2 separate regions of the Homo sapiens genome follow, and region 1 is linked to region 2. Evidence: read pairs that join two places in POLR2A ChIA-PET (ENCODE). Cell type or tissue: A673. All regions are shown on one strand. Links, peaks and the distances in the headings refer to the core of each region. The heading gives the core; the rest is flanking DNA. Region 1 overlaps LINC02723 (long intergenic non-protein coding RNA 2723). Region 2 overlaps NRXN2 (neurexin 2).

The links. Peaks named below come from ENCODE experiments on the same cell type or tissue, not always from the same donor. Only the 100,000 strongest peaks of a DNase experiment are listed, where the experiment ranks them.
Region 1: POLR2A ChIA-PET joins it to region 2 with 7 read pairs; 3 of 35 experiments call an interaction of 5 or more read pairs at or near these places.

What each region holds. Positions count from the first base shown.
Region 1 is chr11:64,391,233-64,395,615 of GRCh38, forward strand. It overlaps LINC02723 (long intergenic non-protein coding RNA 2723), which reads right to left. Exons shown (of 2, transcript XR_007062719.1): 1 at 3,973-4,383; 2 at 3,110-3,732. Among named protein-coding and RNA genes, the nearest start is that of LINC02723, 2.4 kb to the right of the region's middle. In A673, for the core only: no CTCF peak of the experiment used is centred there; no DNase peak of the experiment used is centred there.
Region 2 is chr11:64,673,106-64,677,488 of GRCh38, forward strand. It overlaps NRXN2 (neurexin 2), which reads right to left. Exons shown (of 23, transcript NM_015080.4): 7 at 3,888-3,932. Among named protein-coding and RNA genes, the nearest start is that of NRXN2-AS1, 31 kb to the left of the region's middle. In A673, for the core only: no CTCF peak of the experiment used is centred there; a DNase peak (open chromatin) is centred at 2,506; H3K27me3 peaks cover 1,324 bases.

The sequences.
Region 1 (4,383 bases), core at 65-4,064, 280 kb before region 2:
GGAGGCTGAGGCAGGAAAACCACATGAGCCCAGTGGGTGGAGGTTGCGGTGAGCTGCGATTGCACCACTGCACTCCAGCCTGGGGGGCAGAGCAAGACTCTGTCTCAAAAAAAAAAAAAAAAAAAAAAAAAAAGAAAAGAAAAGAAAACAAAAAGAGAGTGGACTTGGCCCAGAGGTGGGTGACGGTCAGTAGCCACCTGTGGAGCCTGGGGCTCTGTGCCACGGTGGCCTCTCTGGAGATAAGGTGGCGGGTGCCAAAGGGAGGGACCCTCAGGGAGGAGGCAGTGACTTGGCCAGTTCACACTCCAAGTCTGTATTTTGGCTCAGCTGGCCCAGAAGTTCCTTGGCACCCCTTTCCCCAGAGGGAGACGTGTGCAATGTGTGCAGAGCCCCGCAAGGGGAGGACAGGTTGGCTCCCCACTGCCCCCAGCAGAGGGTGGGAGTGAGACTTAAGAGATGGGACCTCAGTTTCTCAGTGGCAGGTAGTGGGGTGCTGCCCACAGCAGCATTTGCAAGCTATGTTCCTTGGAGCTCAAGGAGGTTGGAAGTTTATGATAGATGCTCAGCAAAAATGTTGTCATCAGCCGTGTACTGTGCTGCCTCTTGGAAAGTCATCAAGGGCCTCAGCGCATTAAATGCTCTGAGGAGTCCTGCATTGTTATATGTGTTTAATTCAAGGCTCCCCATGGCACACCCAGCAATGCCTGTGGAGCACTGGGGTTCCCTGGAATGTAGTTTGGAAACTGTTCTGGATCTGGCTTGCTCTGAGCCTGGACATTGTCTTGGGAACAGGCCAGGCTTGTCATGGCAGGTGGTTTATGAACAGAAAGCTGCCTCATTAATTTGCAGGGAGGTCATCTTCCCTTGCACCCATCATCCCAGATCACTCAGCTCTGGGCAGGCCCCTTGCTCTCTCCCCACAAGCCAGGGAGCTCAGCCTGTTTTTTTTTTTTTTTTCCTTGAGACGGAGTCTCGTTCTATTGCCCAGGCTCTGGAGAGTGCAGTGCTGTGATCTCCCCTCACTGCAACCTCCGCCTCCCAGGTTCAAGCGATTCTCCTGCCTCAGCCTCCCAAATAGCTGGGATTACAGGCACCTGCTACCACGCCCAGCTAATTTTTGTATTTTTAGTAGAGACGGGGTTTCTCCATGTTGGTCAGGCTGGTCTTGAACTCCCGACCTCAGGTGATCTGCCTGCCTCGGCCTCCCAAAGTGCTGGGATTACAGGCATGAGCCACCGCGCCCGGCCACTCAGCCTGTCCTTCTAAGGCAGTTGCTACAGCTTTGTCTTTTAGGGTTTTTTTCTAGGAGGGAGAATGGTCCCAGGACTCCCTCCTGTGTGACTCTTGCAGGTCACTGCATGCTGGGAAGGGGAGGAGGGTCCTGATCTCAGGTAGATCTAGGACATTCCATTCCCGGGCTGGTTCCTGATTTCCCTTCTGGGGTTGTTCCCCAGGCCTCTGTAGCGGGGGGCCCTGTTGGGGCTGGGGGAGCTCAATCTCTGCAGCGGACTTTGGGTCAATCCTTTCCTGGTTCTGTTTCTGTTTCCAAAGAGCCATGCATTCACTCACAACGAGAACTTTCTCTACATGTAAGGCTGGAGCTGGGCCCAGGGATAGAGAAGTGGACAAGATGAAGCTTTGTCCCTGCCCTCAGTGGGTGCTCATGTGGTGTGGGGACAAAGACCTTAGCTGATGAGGCCGCGAGGGAGGTGGTTCCAGGGAGCACATGAGAGGGAGGCACTTAACTTTATCCATGGGGGCTGGAAGGGATTCAGGAGGTACCAGGAAGGCTGGAGAACCACAGAAACAGGGTGCAGCTCCCAGAACCCGAGGCAAAGTCAGGCCACGGGAGCGATCGGCCGCTGCCACCATTGAACACTGGGTGCCACGCCTGGCCCCACTGCAGCCTCTGGCTCTGTGCCCCAAAAGCCACCTACTGTCCCTGAAGTTGGACACTGTGGCCAGAATGGACGGACTTGACACTGTCCCTAATTCTTTTTTTTTTTTTTTTTTTTGAGACAGAGTCTCTCTCTGCCGCCCAGGCTGGAGCGCAGTGGCCTGATCTCGGCTCACTGCAACCTCCACCTCCTGGGTTCAAGTCATTCTCCTGCCTCAGCCTCCCCAGTAGTTGGGATTACAGGCATGCGCCATCACGCCTGGCTAATTTTTATATTTTTAGTAGAGATGGGGTTTCACCGTGTTGGTCAGGCTGTTCTCGAACTCCTGACCTCAGGTGATCCACCTGCCTTGGCCTCCCAAAGTGCTGGGATTACAGGCATGAGCCACCGCGTCTGGCCTCTCTCTTTTTTTTAGAGACAGGGTCTTGCTCTGTTGCCCAGGCTGGAGTGCAGTGACACAGTCTTGGCTCACTGCAACCTCTGCCTCCAGGGTTCAAGTGATTCTTTTGCTTCGGCCTTCTGAGTAGTTGTGCCTGGCTGTGCCCAGCCAGGATAAATTTTTATTTAAGTCCTTTGCACACTTTCTTTCTTTTTTTTTTTTTTTTTATGGAGCTTCGCTCTTTAGCCCAGGCTGGAGTGAAGTGGCATGATCTCGGCTCATGGCAACCTCCCCCCACTGGGTTCAGGAGATTCTCCTGCCTCAGCCTCCCAAGTAATTGGGATTACAGGCGCCTGCCACCACACACAGCTAATTTTTTTGTATTTTTAGTAGAGACAGGGTTTTGTCATGTTGGCCAGGCTTGTCTCAAACTGCTGACCTCAGGTGATCCTCTCGCTTCAGCCTCCCAAAGTGCTAGGATTACAGGTGTGAGCTACCACGCCTAGCTCCCTTTGCACACTTTCTAACTGGATTTTTGTGTTGTCGTTGAGTTGCAGGAGTTATTTCTATATTCTGGATATTAATCTCTTATAAGATACATGATTTGCAAATATTTCTTCCAATTCTGTAGGTTGCCTTGGGCTGTACTTTTAAATTGTTGAATTCTTTGTAATTTTTTGTTGTTGTTTTTTAAAGAGACTAGGTCTCGCTGTGTCACCTAGGAGGGAGTGCTGTGAAGCAATCAGCTCACTGCAGCCTTGAACTCCAGGCTCAGGAGTTCCTCAGCCTCAGCCGCCTAAGTAGCTAGGACTACAGGTGCATGACACTATGCTCGGCTATTTTTTTTATTAAAATTTTTATTTTTATTTTTTGTAGAGATGGGGGTCTCGCTATGTTGCCCAAGCTAGTCTCAAAGTCCTGGCCTCAAGTGATCCTCTTGCCTCAGCCTCCAGGATGTTGGGATTACAGGTGTGTGCCACCGCACCTGGCCCTCGTCAGTTTTTGGAAGATGACAGCACAACATGTCAATAACCATAGTGGCCGGCGATCTTGTATCTTTCTTGCTAACAGAAGTCTGGTTTCGTGTGGGGAGGCAGCATGCTCAGCCTGGGTCCTGACAATAGGATTTCCATCTGATACTCCACCTTCCCAGTCTCTGTTGCAACTGGGGGTGGCCGTGTGATGCGGTTCTAGCCAAAGAGATGTGAAGAAATGTGAGGAGGAGGGGGTGCTTCTGGGAAACACTTTACTTCTTGATGAGAGGAACACTCCTTTCTTCCCAATAAAAGGCCAATAAAAGTGGACTTGGCTCCCGGATAACATCTCTGAACTATTTCCCCAAACCCAGAATAGCCCATACCCACGCTGCTGCCTCTTATTGCTTCAGCCTCTGATATGTAGATTTTCTATTCATTGCATCCAGAGACATTCCTAACGGCTACAGCTGTGTGACACCTAGGAAGAAAATTCATTTCTTATTCCATTTCCTATCTTAAATTAGGTCAAACGACACTGTGTAATATAACTCCCAGTGGGGTTTGAACATTGAGAACCACATCAAAACCTGCAACATAAGACAGCTGCAAGGTAAACAGGAGCCCCCATGATTGAAGTCCAAAAATGCAATACCTTTCTCCCTCTAAGGCAAAGCCCAGATGAATTCAAGTCAAGACCCCTTCCTCTGCAGTGTCTTACCATGCTCGGCCTTAGGTGGAGGGCCCCACTTGGCTGAAGTGTGGCTTCCCTTGGTGGCAGTTGCAGTCCAGATGGCTCTTCTCCACTTTTGGAGTGAACTTGATACAGTCCTGGAGTGCAGTGGCGTGATCTTGGCTCACTGCAACCTCTGTCTCCAGGGTTCAAGCAATTCCCGTGCCTCAGCCTCCCGGATAGCTGGAACTACAGGCATGCACCACCATGCCTGGCTAATTTTTGTATTTTTAGTAGAGATGGGGTTTCACAATGTTGGCCAGGCCGGTCTCGAACTCCTGACCTCAAGTCAAGAGATCTGCCCACCTTGGCTTCCCAAAGTGCTGGGATTATAGGCGTGAGCCACTATGCCCGGCCACAGTCTATGTTTCTAACCTGGACTGACTTTTCCAAAGAGCC
Region 2 (4,383 bases), core at 268-4,267:
AAGGTGCTTTCTCTGGGCTTCAGCTTTCCCCATCTGTTAACTGGAAACAATCTCTGCCTGCTACTTGCAGTCCAGGCATTCAAGTTTAAATGATATTCAAAAGGGGAAAGCTATTCAAAGAGTCCCAGTGTGTGTACAAAGAACTATCATTATTTGTACAAGCAAACTCCATCAGCCTGATCACACCTAATCCGAACTTCTCAACCTTCTCAAGGTTGGCCTTTTTGCTTTATATCCACCCTCTCCCCCAAGAAGAAGTGCTCAAACAACATGAAAATAGTCCATATAAATGAGTTAGTAAAAATAAATTGGAAACTAACCAAAACCTGTCTGGGGGATGCCTTGGGAATCAGAACACATTGAACCCTGTTACAAGGCCTCTGACTCTGGTCTTGGCTGAAAGAGCTGATTCCTAGTACAGATTTATGAAGGTCTATGAGGCCACCAAAAGGCAACCAGGTCTGTTTATCAGTCAGTATTGCTCATGCAGGAAAGTGCAGACTTTAGAGACTCAGAATTTAGCAGATACTTTCCTTTCCAGGACTGAAACAAGACAGTATTGTTTACTTTTTTTTGTTTTGTTTGTGTGTGTGTGTGTTTGTTTTAGAGATAGGGTGTTTGTTTGTTTGTTTGTTTTAGAGATGGTGCCTTGCTGGGGCACGATGGCTCATGCCTGTAATCCTAACACTTTGGGAAGCCAAGGTGGGTGGAATGCCTGAGCTCAGCAGTTCGAGACCAGCCTGGCAACACGGTGAAACCCTGTCTCTACTAAAATACAAAAAATTAGCCAGGAGTGGTGGCATGCACCTGTAGTCTAAGCTACTCAGGAGGCTGAGGCATAAGAATTGCTTTAACCCTGGAGGCAGAGGTTGCAGTGAGCCGAGATCGCGCCACTTCACTCCAGCCTAGGCAACACAGCAAGACTCTGTCTCCAAAAAAAAAAAAAAAAAGCAGGCGGTGGGGAGGTCTTGCCATGTCACCCAGGCTAGTCTTGAACTCCTGGGCTCATGCACTCTTCCCATCTCAGCCTTGAGTAGCTGAAATTACTGGTGCATAGCTGGTTGTTGGCTTCTTCCTTTTTTTGTTTGTTTTGTTTTGTTTGGAGATGGAGTTTCACTCTTGTTGCCCAGGCTGGAGTGCAGAGGCGTAATCTCAGCTCACTGCAACCTCCGCTTCCCAGGTTCAAGCAATCCTCCTGCCTTAGCCTCCCGAGTAGCTGGGATTACAGATGGCCACCACCACACCCAGCTATTTTTTTGTATTTTTAGTAGAGACAGGTTTTCACCATGTTGGCCAGGCTGGCCTTGAACTCCTGGACTCAGGTGATCCACCCACTTCAGCCTCCCAAAGTGCTGGGATTACAGGCATGAGCCCAGCAGGTTGTTTGCTTCTTAACCAGCTTAACCACCTCAGCCTCAAGTAGCTGGGATTACAGGTGCCTAGCTGGTTGTTGCTTCTTAACCAATTTAATCAAGTCATTCATTTTTCTTCCTCTTCTCCAGCCCAATTCCTGAAGCATTCTAGGGTTTCATACAGTTATTTTGGGACTGATTCTTAAGAAGAGATGGTAATAGGATCTCCAGTGGGCCAGAGATGCTGTGTTCTCCAGGGTTTGCTAGGGAAGAGAATCATTTCTTTACAAAACATCCCTGCCCTGGAAACACTGAGATAACCAGTTAACATTTTATAAAGCTTAGTAACATTACAATTTCCTTTACAGAGTACAAATGTTTTCACTTCTATTACTCTACCTGATCTTCACACTGACCCCATGTAGTAGGCAATGCAGGTATACTACCACTATTAGCCCATTTGGTAGATAAGGGAACTGAGCTTTAGTAGACTCAGCCCATGTGGTCAATTTTTAACCAAATTGAGGCTAGATGGAAAGTCTGCTGGGTCCTAATTCTAGGATGGTATTCCCCAGAGGCTTGGGGTGTACCACATGGCTTGATCTTGCCTCCCTTCTGTCCCTAAAGTCACAGGTTGGTTATCTAGTGAAGCACCGTAAAGAAAGTTCCAATTGGCCAGCTCCTGACAGGTACTCAATGGCTTGGCCTGAGCCGGGCAGGTAGCAGCTAACTCCTAGAAGCAGCAGCTGGAGGAACAAGAAACCTGGCACTGTATGCCCCATTGGAACACCAAGACCACTGGGAGTGGCCACCTGAGGTCTTAAATTGGGGAGGGCTGGAATGGCTTTGGCCATGGGCACTAGTCTATATGGGTGCAGGAAAACATGGATCTGCAAAAGTATCAGGAAAAGCCAGATGTAGCCTCAGAGGTAGAGCCTCCTAGGGAAGTGGGAGAGACACTCAGATTGGGAGCCCCAACTGTCACGCTTCCCTCCTCACCAGCCAGCCATACAAACCTGGGAGGCTGGGCAGGCCAGGCAGCTGCCCCACGGGAGCAGACACGTCCATCTGCAGGGTCCCCAGCCTGGTGTTCAGTCACTCTGCATTATTAATAGGCGATGACTAACCGGCTGCTGCTGCAGAGCCAGGACTGGGCAGGCACGAGGGAATCCCAGGGGATCACACGCAGCAGGGCCTGCGCACACACACTCTGAGGCAAGGCAAGGAGCAAAGGGCTAGCCCCAGCTCCTTCCCTGTTCCTGACTGCCATGGCACTGCAACTGAAGGGCCAGTCTCCACAGTCCACCTCCACACAGAGTCCTCACCAGGCTCAAAAACCCACATAGTCACGCAGCCCCCAGCTCACACCAGCTCACACGTGGAGAGTCACCAGCAGAGCCTCGCACACACAGTACAGCTTCCCACTAACACCCCGAAATGTCACGCCAACATTTACACACAGTCACACCCACACACCAACACACACCAGCTGCATTTACACAGACACCCACACCAACACTCACCAGGACTGAGCCTAACCCAAACAGAGGAGCTCGGTGACAAGGACAACCAATGCTGCCCCTTCCCACCCCTGCAGGCCTCCTCCTCTCGCTCCCCTCAACAGGGAAGGAAACCAGCCCCTGTCAGAGGCCATGCGGGGCAGGCAGCGGGCAGAGAGGGCAGGGGGTGACGGGAAGGAAGACAGTGTGAAACACAGTGTTAGTCAGAGCAGCGGAGCAGTTGGGGGAACTGGACGCTATCCCTGGTCAGGGGAAAAGACCATTCATGCCATGCAAAATGTGGGGGACATGGAACCAGGAACCCTCAAGGCTGAGAAGTGAGGGAGGGGATGGCACCTTTCCCAGAGCAGCCAGCATGGGGCAGCCCCCAAACTGCTATGAACTGATGATTTGCATGAGGTCTGGACTGATCTCAGGCAGCTCCGCATCTCCCAAGGCCATGCCCTCCACCCCTGGGAACCCACCCCACTGGCTGCCACTGGAGGTCTCACCCCCAGACCCCTCCTCAAACTTGAGCGGCCCTGTCCAGGGAGCTGACAGTGAGCAGAGCATAGCATGTCATGGGATGGTGTTTTCCATGGATTTTCAGGAGACCAAGAAACTAAATCAAAGAGAAAAAACAAGGGAGGGGAGGGAAAAGAACAAAATAAAGCAATAGAAATAAGCAGCCTGGCATCGGGGCTGGTCTAACCAGAGCCGATGAACATGGGGCCTGCCCCCAGGTCTCTCTGGCCAGGAATCTGAATTCAGGAGTTAGGGATTACAGCAGGGACAAGCCAAATTCCTCGATTTCCATTTGTCTTTTGTATTTCAGTTTGGACCAAAAAAGAAAGAAAAGGGAAAGAGGGAAACTAAAAGAGAAGCAAAATCTAAAGATTGTCCAGGACGCAAAAAACAATTGGAAGAGCAAAACAACCAAAAAACCAAACAGGGAGAGGAAACAAAAGAGGGAGAATCGAACAGTTAAAAAAACCCACGGCAAACCAAACGGTAAGACAATTAGAGTGATATCTACCAGATAATGCAGTTTGTTTACCATAGCGTGTCCAATCCCTGCGTGCTTCACCGGAGATATGGGGGGATGGGGAGGAGGGGGGTGTCAAAAAACAACAACAAACACAACAACAAAAGAACAGAATGAAAAGAAAAGAAAAATAAAATGACCAACTGTGAAACTCAAGGAACGAGGAAAAAATATATATCCATATATATTTGGTTGTTTGTTCCAACCCTCCCACCTTAGGTTCAGCAAAAGTATTTGTTTAAAGAAAATTAAATTATAATGGGGGGAGGAGAAATAAAACACACAGAAAAATTAAGTCCTTTCTTCTCCCCATCCCTACCCCGCCCCTCCTCTGGATTCCTCTTCCCCACCATCCCCTCCCCGAAGAAGAGCCGTCTGCAGAGAAGGGGAACAGTTAGAGACCTTGGTTAGTAGAGAAGAAAACAACAAAAGAACTGGACCAAGAAACCAAAGACTTAAAGATGGCTGACATTCCGCAGATGAGACA